Linked DNA regions of Homo sapiens: region 2 is linked to region 1. A link is a loop called in an ENCODE intact Hi-C map of the cell type or tissue named here. Cell type or tissue: GM12878. All regions are shown on one strand. Links, peaks and the distances in the headings refer to the core of each region. The heading gives the core; the rest is flanking DNA. Region 1 has its middle 290 kb from the start of VRK2. Region 2 has its middle 75 kb from the start of LINC01795.

The links. Hi-C counts contacts between places; a loop is a spot of excess contacts. Peaks named below come from ENCODE experiments on the same cell type or tissue, not always from the same donor. Only the 100,000 strongest peaks of a DNase experiment are listed, where the experiment ranks them.
Region 2: a loop joins it to region 1, with 2.0 times the contacts of the local background. A loop is called at or near these places in 1 of 110 quality-filtered maps.

Annotation. Positions count from the first base shown.
Region 1 is chr2:57,756,693-57,762,079 of GRCh38, reverse strand. No RefSeq gene overlaps it. Among named protein-coding and RNA genes, the nearest start is that of VRK2, 290 kb to the left of the region's middle. RefSeq lists a silencer at 420-620 and an enhancer at 1,892-2,186. In GM12878, for the core only: a CTCF peak has its summit at 2,068 (motif pointing left); DNase peaks (open chromatin) are centred at 1,419, 2,079 and 3,520; H3K4me3 peaks cover 666 bases; H3K27ac peaks cover 650 bases.
Region 2 is chr2:58,347,753-58,353,139 of GRCh38, reverse strand. No RefSeq gene overlaps it. Among named protein-coding and RNA genes, the nearest start is that of LINC01795, 75 kb to the right of the region's middle. In GM12878, for the core only: no CTCF peak of the experiment used is centred there; a DNase peak (open chromatin) is centred at 2,519.

The DNA of each region.
Region 1 (5,387 bases), core at 190-5,189:
CTTAATTTTAACTTTCCTTTTGAGAGGCCCTAATGAATAGCTGGCTGTTCTTTAGGGATGAAGTGCTGCAGTCAATTGAAAATCCAGTGTGGCGGTTGGTTACTATTTCAGCAGAGATGAGTTTTTCCAGTTCAGTAGCTGGCTTTGTGGCAGGGGCATGGAAGAGGTGTAAATGTGTAGAGTGGACTGGGCCCCAGTCCACTAGAACTTGTGGACATACAGGAGCTTTCTGTTCTGAGTGAGTGAGAATAGTGGCCACTTTAGGGCAGAAGAAACTTATTTTCATGGCTGAGGCTTCTACACCAAAGATTGATTAATGAGATACAAGCATACAAACTTGCTTAATATAAGTTTTGTGTGACATGGGAGCCTTCATAAGGAAAATGCCCAGAGAAACAGGTAAACTTGTAAATTTGTATGCTTAGGTTTGATGAAGAGTGAACAGTTATGAGGAAGTATGCAAAGACGAAGGGAATGTGATCTAATGGCAATAAACTGGGGGGAGCTTAGCAAGGCCTGTTTGCTCTGATCCTTCTTTGTGTCCCTCTGTCTCCAGGAATAAGAATGTTCCTTTCCTCCAGATCAAGGGAGGATACTTTTGGAATTAGGTTCTTATGCTCTGCTTCAGAGAAGTGTGGGAGAAGGTTAGAGAGCAACCTTCCTAGGCTTTATGACCTGCTCTAAGGGAGAAAGGTGAGAAGAAAGTAAGGGCGACTGTCCTGCTTCTTGTTTTTCAAATGCCAAGGTGCCATATTTGGGAGAAGCATATCCTGAACCCATCACAGGTACATGATTACCTGGAATAAGTTCCTGGGAGTTGGGTACCTTCCTTCTTTCGGTGGTTTCATATCTATGGCCACCTTCCACTCCCCAAACACTCCCTACCCTTCCTCCTTTTCCCCCTATACACATACAGAACATTGATCTGCTTCTTCTGAATGTTCCTCAAATATGCCAGTTTTTTTTGTTACCATAACTGACTAATTTTTGCTGAGTGTCATTTCATTCTTCTCTTATGTATAAGTAAAAGATAAGAGATGAACATTTTATTTTCTCTGTTACTAAGTCCATTCCCTTTTGATTCATCACAAGGCAAAATGAATCTCAAAAATCTTAATGAAGTTGGTAGTTCCAGTGCACATTAAGAGAAAATTATCTTACAGAAAAAATACACATCAACTATTTGGTTAACTGATGAGAAACTAAAGGCCAAGTTTGGAAATTGTTCAAGTTTTCTATGAATATTCATAAATAATTAACTTGCATCTCAATTTAGAACCTAACAACAGTTCATTTCAATTTTTAAAAAATATCCGAGTTAATTATATGCTGAGGTCTCCTTGCTGGGTCCTCTCTCCTAGTGGCAATTGAATAACTGCAGTTGGTGACAATAACCCTGTGTTTCTGTGGCGTTCACCACATTGCGGTGTAGCTGGAGGAAGATACATAATGAAACTCTTTGAAGGACAGCTGGCTTCCTAAGGGGTGCTCTCTCCCTTTCCCTACTCCCAATCTTTTCCTATGGGGGTAAATTCCTTTTGTTCACACTTTTTACTGAAAGTGAAAAAAAAAAGTGTGCAAAATAAGAGGCAAGAAGAAAATAACCTGCCCTAAAGTAAATACATGGTGAAAAACGAGATAGGTTTATCCTGTTGGAATTTTCCATGCCTTCAGAAGCAGATGCTTAGTCCTGTGAGGGATGCAGAGATTGCAAGCCTCCCAGGGTAAAAAAATAAAAAGAAAAAGAAGAAAAAGAAAAAAATTCAGGAAGAACTCAGTCTAATCGGACGAAGGGACCCCTGTACTTTGTGAAAGAAGGCTGCATAGAAGAATCAGAGCCCTGGGCTCTCAGAGGGAGGCCATTCGGGGACTGCCCCTTTTGTCTCCTCGCCTTGTATGGGCTGGAGGATGGAAAAATTGTGGACAAAAGGCCCGAGGAGGGCGGAGGGTCGGGTCTGAACTCTCGAGGCACAGCTCTCAGCGTTATTCACCATGCCACGTTTCCGCCAAATGGTCCTGTCCAGTTCCCAGCCCGGGCCGGGTGCCGACGGCGGGGTAACACTGCCATCTAGTGGCCATCTCTCCCCTGCCAGCTGGCTCTCAGTGCCCTCTTGCTGGCTCGGTCGTTCCCTCACTCCCCCTCTCTCCCTTTCTCTCTTGCTCTCTCTCCTACGCCCCTCTCTCTCTTTCTAAAAAAGGTTTTTTATCCCATCAAGGAAAAAAAAAAAAAACCTGGCTCTTGGAAAACAACCAACTCTCTTGGAACTCAGAGATAATAATCAGTTTCTCTGGGCTTGTGAAATTGGCTCATTAAGCGTGCTTTTTAACAGAAAATATTGGAAGCGATTAAGTCTGCTTTACTGAGTGGGCATGAAATGGCCAACCTTCGGCCACCCACAGCTCCTAGGTGCCTGGCGCCGTTTTATGCATGCAGCGTAATGTCTTTACTTGAAGTGCTGTTTATTCATCACCTGCTTATTTATCTCTTTGCATTTGGCAGGCACATCGATCAATGTTAAACTGTCACACAAGGTTATTTTTCTTTTACATAACAGTATAGGCCTAAGGTAGTGGCATATTAAAAGTAATAACTTTCTAACTTGTAGCTCAAGATGACAGCCCCATTTTTACCCGAATATATTACAGCAAGGAATTCCTCATTCCGTTCTCCCTCCCCCTCCCTCTACTTCACTAGTACGCAGCTCTTCCAAGGTCAAAGGCTTCATTCTGTCTAGCCTCCCTCCCACTTTGCATACCACTCAGCTTCCTCTTCACCTCCAGTTATCTCCACCTTTTAGGCTGATCCGCCCACAGAGAACATTCTGTGCACCTGGTGTACACATCTTGCTTGTCCCTCTTTATGATGGCATTTACCCCTTTGCATAAAGATGTGGGGGCCAGCAGATCTCTGGAAAAGAAGTAAAAAACGACTGCATATGATAGTGAGAATCGTGATGGTCTCATTTCCATCTCCACAGACATCTCACTAAATGTAATAGTATATTTGGCTTTAGAGTTATAATAAGCAACAACAACCACAGACCCTATGAAAAGAATCGAAGGAGAAACATCTGAAAGCAACGGTATTGCTCTGAAGCAACTGGTGTGATTTGAGGCTGTTGAGTCCACTTATTTTCTTCCTCCTTTCTTTGGTTTTAGGTTAATTTGTGCCCAGTTTGTGATACTTCCTTTCTTGGCAATAGGCCAAGAAAATTTTCTTAGTGCAAACAGGTTTTCTTTTTCTTTTTCTTTTTTTTCCCTCTCCAGTCCAGCCTAAAAATGCCTACAGATGGGATAGCAAATCTTTTTAGTATCACATTTCAAAGTGGCCCTTAGAATTTCTTCCTGTCCTTGATCTCTCCTTTTGAATTTCAAGTCAGACTTAGATTCTGTTGCTAAATATGTTTCGGACAGTGGTTCTCAGATACAATGCTTTGATAATCTTGTGTACACAGCAATTAAGTGTCTTAGCATAGCAGACCTTGTTGTGGTACAACTATTCTTGTGACCTAAGGTACCACATCCATTCTGATAGTCTGTCTCTGTGCGCACCAAAATAACTCATCTAGAAAGCAGGAGGAGGGAAGTGTAAGTGGTTAAACAAATGTGGTCCAGTAGACTACTGAAGTACCTGCTTTGGAGGCTCACAAGCTTGGCATTGAATCTGGCCCACCTTTTGGATTTGCTTATGCATTCCTATGCATAGAAAGATGGTGGAATACTGATCTATGGTGATGTATTTTATCATGGGTAGCACAGCCCCAGAAAAAAAGCATGTCCATTAAAAAAATGCAGCCCGGCCTGTGTCTATGCTCCTACGATCAATATTTGCATTAAAATGGCTTAAATGTATGTGGCGCAGAAGCTGTCCATTCTTTCAACCTGACCTGCTGCATTGATTAGGGCTAGTGCTAGAGGGAGAAAGAGCAAATCAGGCAAGGAAAAGAATTAAAAGGAAAGATAGAAGAAAATGAAAGCTGTCGCTATGAGTCCTGTAGGAGATATACTTTAAGCCAATCATGGATGCCATCTTTACTCAGCAGCCCACTCTGCAGGAGAATGCACCCTCTCCGTATCTCTCATAGGGCTATTTTGTCTTTTAAAAACCAACAAAAGGATTTCTGGTTGTCTCTAAGACTGGGCAACTCAGCAGCTTGTGATTAAGAACTCAATGTTTCCAGACAGCTCTCTGGATTTAGCTACTTTTCTTACTTGTGTGTGTGTGTGTGTGTGTGTGTGTGTGTATGTGTGCTTCAGCAGTCCATATGTGTGAGCTATACTTTGTTGGGCTAAAAATCTCTTTAAAAAGAATTATAACCACCACTTATTAATTGATCATTTTGTACCACATATTGCTAAGTGCTTTGCAGGGATTGATTGATTGATGGTAGCTATGTGGTATCAATACATTGATTCTTTAAAGCTGCTTTATATACTGGTCATTCTGATCCCATGTTTAGTTGGCATCCAAGGATAGATTTGTAACTAGTCCTAAATCAAACCATCAGTAAAGGGCAGTAGTTCTTCAAATCTGGATCTCTGATTCCACAGCCCAGACTCTTAACCATCATGCTGGGTAATGTTCATTGTGGATGTCTTATCAAAGTAGACATCACATTTAACACTGTTTATGAAGAGATATAATGCCCACTTTATAATATTGGAACCCACTGTCATATCACCATAGACACTTTCAATTATTTGGTGCACAAAATATTTTCAGTGGAAACATGGATGGAAATTATCTCCAAGAAAAGGCCAATGAATAATAAGAGCAGAGATACAAGGTGTTAGTACTTTGTTTACCTTCTGTTGTGGCAAAGAAATAACCCATATATATCTTGCTTGTTGAGGTGAAGCAATCTCCAGAAATATGGAAGTTTCTGAAGGGAACCGCTTCAGGGTGCTCATTCAGGGGTTGACTGGACTGGATATGAGGACTATAATATATGTGTCCAGACACATAGTAATAGGCACTAAATGAATACTTGTTCATATAATATTCAAGACATATGTGTTAAGTAATTGCTGTTGAAACCAGTGCTGGATAAGCTATTTCATAATATCTAAAAACTGATTCCATAGTTAAGGATAAAAGCAGACATGTGAAATAGTTAAATTCCTTCACAAGACAGTATGTGATCTTAAATTTGATCTTAAGTTTCCATTTGAGCCTTATAGAAAATAAATTTATGAGGAATTTAGAAAATGGAGAGTGTTGGGAGGTGGAGTGTTTGAAGAAAGCCTTGTAGAGTAGGACTTGAAGATGAGTGGATAGAATGTACATAGGAAGATAGAGGATATTCAGAATAGAGAAATATGTAAGTACAGTTTGGAATTTTGGAATGAATATCCCTGCTGAAGCTAACGTTTAGTTGTCATAGGCT
Region 2 (5,387 bases), core at 302-5,301, 590 kb before region 1:
TTTCTGAAAGTAGCATCACCATAGCACAATGAGCCATTAATATCTGAAATTATAGCATGACACATTTATTCCCCTTCATAAGTAAGGACCCGCTCACTGACAAAATACCACAGGGGTAGATCACATGTAGCATTTTTACGTTTTACTAATGTAAGTCATTTACCACATGGGCATATAATAGACACATATTAATTTTAAGGTGGTCAGCAGAAGCTAGAACTAAAGTTATTATATAGATTGTTTATCTGTATAATATATAGAATGCATGTCCATGAATTTTTAGATGAGGAAGCTGAGACTCAGAGAAGGTTGCTCAAACACAGAACCAGGGCCAAAGACCAAGGGCTGTGAGTCCCAGAGCACTGTAGCCACTTCCCCATAGTGAAGTGGAGTTCTCCTTAGACATGGGACAGGAGCACAAATGCCTAAGAGATCACCACATGCCACCGAAAATGTTTAATATTTTTCTTGTGCCCACTGAGGCATAACATTCTATTCAGGGAGGAGAAACGTACTTGAAATATACCTGAAGGATCAACTAGTTGAATATACCTGAGGGATCAGTAGTTGAAAGATACCTGAGGGATCAAAGAGTCCCAATCCCTCAATTAAAACATGAAGTAACTGATATCTAAGCAATTAGTGGCAGGTGTAGGGCTAAACCCCATCACCAGAATCTCAATCTAGTTCTAATTTCAATGTATCCTGCCTCTGTGAGCATCAGAGAATAAAAGTGGCTGTCTGACTTTCATGAAAAAGAAGACCAAAAGGCAAAATTAGGAGAGGCAGTTTATGTAAAGAGCAGACCCCAGGCAGGATCTCTCCTCTGGAAAGGGGTGAGAGAGAGTGATGTGTGAAAACAGGATGCAAGGAGCTGCCACTGCTAGAGTTATAGTTCTCAAAATGTGGTCCCTGGCTATTAGCACCCAGCATTACCTGGGAACTTCTTAAAAATTCAAATTCTTGATCCTAACTAGACCTTCTGAATTGGAAATTCTGGGGGTTGAGCCCAACAATCTATGTTTTAACAAGTCTATTAGACAATGCTGACGCACTTTATATTGTGAAAAGCAATGCAGTAGAGAAGTCTTTATGAAACTCATATGAACCCAATTCTCAGGATACAAGAATCTACTGAATAGAAAAAAATCTTCCTATATAGGGCACATCTCTGTTCTATTTGATCTCTTCTAACTCTGAAGGTATACCTGATTACTTTCATAAAACAGTCACGCAATCTTAACATGGACAAAATGTTTAATTCTCTCTCATTCATTTCTTTCTAAGCTCTAAAATTCTTAATCTTTCTATAATTATTGCTTACCATGTCCTTTAGTGCTACTGATTTATTTAGGGTTTTTTCTCTATAGTTTTCATGCATCTATATAGTTTGGTATTGAAACATATTAGTACACTAAAATTGCTTAACATATCAAATAAAGGGCATATTAAACTGAAAAATATTTTAAAAGATAAACCACTGTTGTCTTCTTATTCTTTTAGGTCAGCTCCACATGGATAAACTTTATCTTTTCATTGAGTCTTAAAGTTGGTGCAGTGAGATTCTAGTATAGACCATATTTAGCTAATATGCTAACATGCTGGGTTTCAAACATTTTTATTTACTAAACAAAAACAAAGGTTAGTTTATAAAAAGAGGATGAGGAAGAGAAAGCAGCTCAAGAAAAACAGTTGCAAGTGAACAATGAGGAAATAACATTGTGCTCTGTGTTAAATACACCTCGATTTGACTCCCTGCTCTGTTGCCTAACAAAGATAGACACCTGGGGCGTGTTACTTACACTCTACGTCTCAGCTTGCTTTTTTTTTTTTCTGAGACGGAGTCTCGCTCTGTCGCCCAGGCTGGAGTGCGGTGGCACCATTATCGGGCTCACTGCAACCTCTGTCTCCTGTGTCAAGCAATTCTCCTGCCTCAGCACCCACTACCACGCCCGGCTAATTGTTTTATATTTTTAGTAGATACAAGGTTTCGCCATGTTGGTCAGGCTGGTCTCGAACTGACCAGCCCTCCTCGGCCCCCTTACAGTGCTGGGATTACAGGCGTGAGTGGTATTAATGATGTGAGATCATTTCTCCCTCTCTTCTTCATTTTCTGTTCTATTAATTTTGCCTTTACATTATGCTGTTTTGTATTGTTAAGTGGCTCTAAAGTATCCTATAAATTCATTGAGGGCAGATAAGATATCTAAGACTTACTTATAATTTGTTCAGCCTGTTGTACAAAGCTCTGAACATCTAAATGCAGTAGGCCCCCAATTACTGAGAGATATCCAGTATGCGATACCAATGTAAGAGAAAAGTGCCACCAACATTTATCCATGGGCTACTTACTGTCATTTCTGTTATAAAGGCTCATCTTTATCTGTGGTCCCTACTCTGTGGCTTTCTGAAACAGTCAGCAGTCGTAAGGTTTAGCCACATCAAAAGACCAAGAAAGGTTTTTTCTCTAAATAGAAACTGTAACTTGGTTTGATGCTCTCATTATACTTTACAGTGGTTCTCAAAGTGAAATCTCTGGATGAGCAGGATCAGCATGACCTGCAGAACAGTTAGAAATACAAATTTTCAGGCACCACCCTGACCTATTAAATCAGAAATCTCTTATCACAAGCCTTCCATGTGATTCTGATGCACTCTAAATTTTGAGACCACTGGCCTAAAACAATGTCCCTATTTCTCCTTGCTAGTTATCAGGGTCCTGACTAGTATCATTGATGTTCTTAAGGGGATATCTTATCAGAGGTAGATAATGGGATAGCAATGTCTATAATGTATCAATCCAACCAGTAATAGTTGTATAATGAACACAGAGTATAGAATTTTTCAAAGCATGTTTAATGGGTTAGAATTCAAAGTTAATAAGTACTGTTTAAAAAATAAAAGGTATTACTTAGGCAAATAAACTTAGAGAAACTAGATTAAAAAAATTTCTACCCTGAGAAATTTTCAATTTTTTAATATATTCAAAAATATTCCAAATCTTCACAATTTCCTCAAACTTATTTGAAACCACCTTTTCCAATAAAAATGTATTTTTTGCTGATTCAAAGGCCTCTTTTTGTGGTTGTATTTCCCACACCTGAATTTTGTTATAACTTGTTACCAAAAGGTGTTTGATGTTACATTATTTTTACTTGGATCCTTTCAAAATTATTATTCCAGTGGTTCCCAACTGGAGCAATTTTGTCCCCAGGAATATTTGGCAATGTCTGGAGACATATTTGCTTGTCACAACTAGGGTGGGGGGGAGTTGCTACTCATATACAGTGATTAGAGACTAGCGATGCTGCTAACTATCCTACAACGCACAGAACAGCCCCCACAACAAAGAATTATCCAGCTCAAAATGTTGATAATGTTGGGGGTTGAGAAATCCTTTATGAGTTCTTCAAATAGTAGTGAGCAGAGTGAGCACTTTCTGTGTACCTACTCGCACATTGAATACAGATTGTCATACAGACTTGTCTTTTTTATAGTCGTAATTCCAATAGAGGCATCCAATAAGAGCATATTGAATGAGTGAATTAATAAAATAATCATTGAGAGAAACAACTATCATGAATGAAATTAACAGCAAATCTTGGAAGTCAATGTAAAAACCACATCATTTAACACAGCAAGTGAAATCCATATTGAGGAAAGCTTTCAGGAGGGAAGATTACAACTGATCTTGACCGATCAGAGCAGATGGGGGAGAGCAGAGAGCAGTCCAGCCAGGGGGATATGACAGACCATGCAGAGAACAGGCACATCAGGGGCTGTCACACGTCTTGTAGGTCAATGCCTCGTAACTTCACTCATGTGAATCTACCTGCAGGTTCTACTCCCCTTCTTTGATCCTGTCCCTGTCCTATAACAAACAGGTAGCAAGTGGCAGAAATTAACTGATGGCCTAAAAACCATAAGGTTTTGTTTGCCATCCCAGGATTTTGTTTGTCTGTTTGATTATTTTTAGGAACTTTGTTTGCTTAACTATTTTTATGACATAAATAACCATCAATTAATTTCGAAAAAAATTTTTGAAACACAATGTTTGTACATATTTATGAGGTTCCTGTGATATTTTGTAATATGTATATAATGTGTAATGATCAAGTTGGTGTATTTAGGGTATTTATCACCTTGAGCATTTATCATTTTTATGTGTTGGGAACATTTCAAGTCCTCTCTTCTAGCTATTTTGAAACATGCAGTATATTGTTATTAACCAGCCATGCTGCTCTACTATTGAACATTAGAACTTATTTCTTCTATCTAATTGTATGTTTGTATACATTAGCCAAACACTCTCTATCCTTCCTCCTCCCCACACACCCTTTCCAGCCTATGGTAATTATCATGCTTCTCTCTACCTCCACGGTATCAACTATGTTTAGCTCCCACATATGAGTGAGAACATGCAGTATTTGTCTTTCTGTGCCTGGCTTATTTCATTGAACATAATGACCTCCACTTCCATCCATGTTTCTCCAAACAACAAGATTTTATTATTTTTTATAGCTGAATAGTATTCCATTGTGTACCACATTCCATACCACATTTTCTTTATCCATTTATCTGTTAATGAACACTTAGGTTGATTCCATAACTCTGCTATTGTGAATAATGCTATAATAAACATAGGGATGTATGTATTCTTTTGTTATACTGATTTATTTTCCTTTGGATAAATACCCAGGTGAGGTATTGTTGGATCATCTGGTAGATCTATTTTTAGCTTTCTGAGAAATCTTTATACTGTTTTCTATAATGGCTATGCCAATTTACATTCCCACCAACAGTGAATGAGTTCCTCTTGCTCTGTATTCTCGCCAGCATCTGTTTTTTGCATTTTCACTAATAGCCATTCTAACTGGGGTAAGAAAATATCTCATTGTGAGTTTGATTTGCATTTTCCTGATGACTAGTGACGTTGAACATTTTAAAAATATACCTGTTGACTATTTGTATGTCAACATTTTGAGAAATGTGTATTTATATCCTTCACTTTTTTTTAACAGGACTATTTGTTTTTCTGTTGTTGAGTTTGAGTTCCTTGTATATTCTGAATATTAGTCTCCTGTCAAATGAATGGTTTACAGATATTTTCTCCTATTCAACAGGTTGTCTCTTAACCCTGTTGATTGTTTCCTTTGCTGTGCAGAAGCTTTTTAATTTAATGTAGTCCTGTTTGTCTATTTTTGTTTTTGTTGGCTGTGCTTCTGAAATCTTAGCCATAAATTCTTTGCCCAGTCCAATGTTCTGTAGTGTTTACTTTATGTTTTCTTCTAGTGGTTTTATAGTTTTCAGTCTTATGTTTAGGTGTCTGATCCACTTTGAGTTGATTTTTTTATATGGTGAGAGAGAGGGGCCTAGTTTTATTCTGC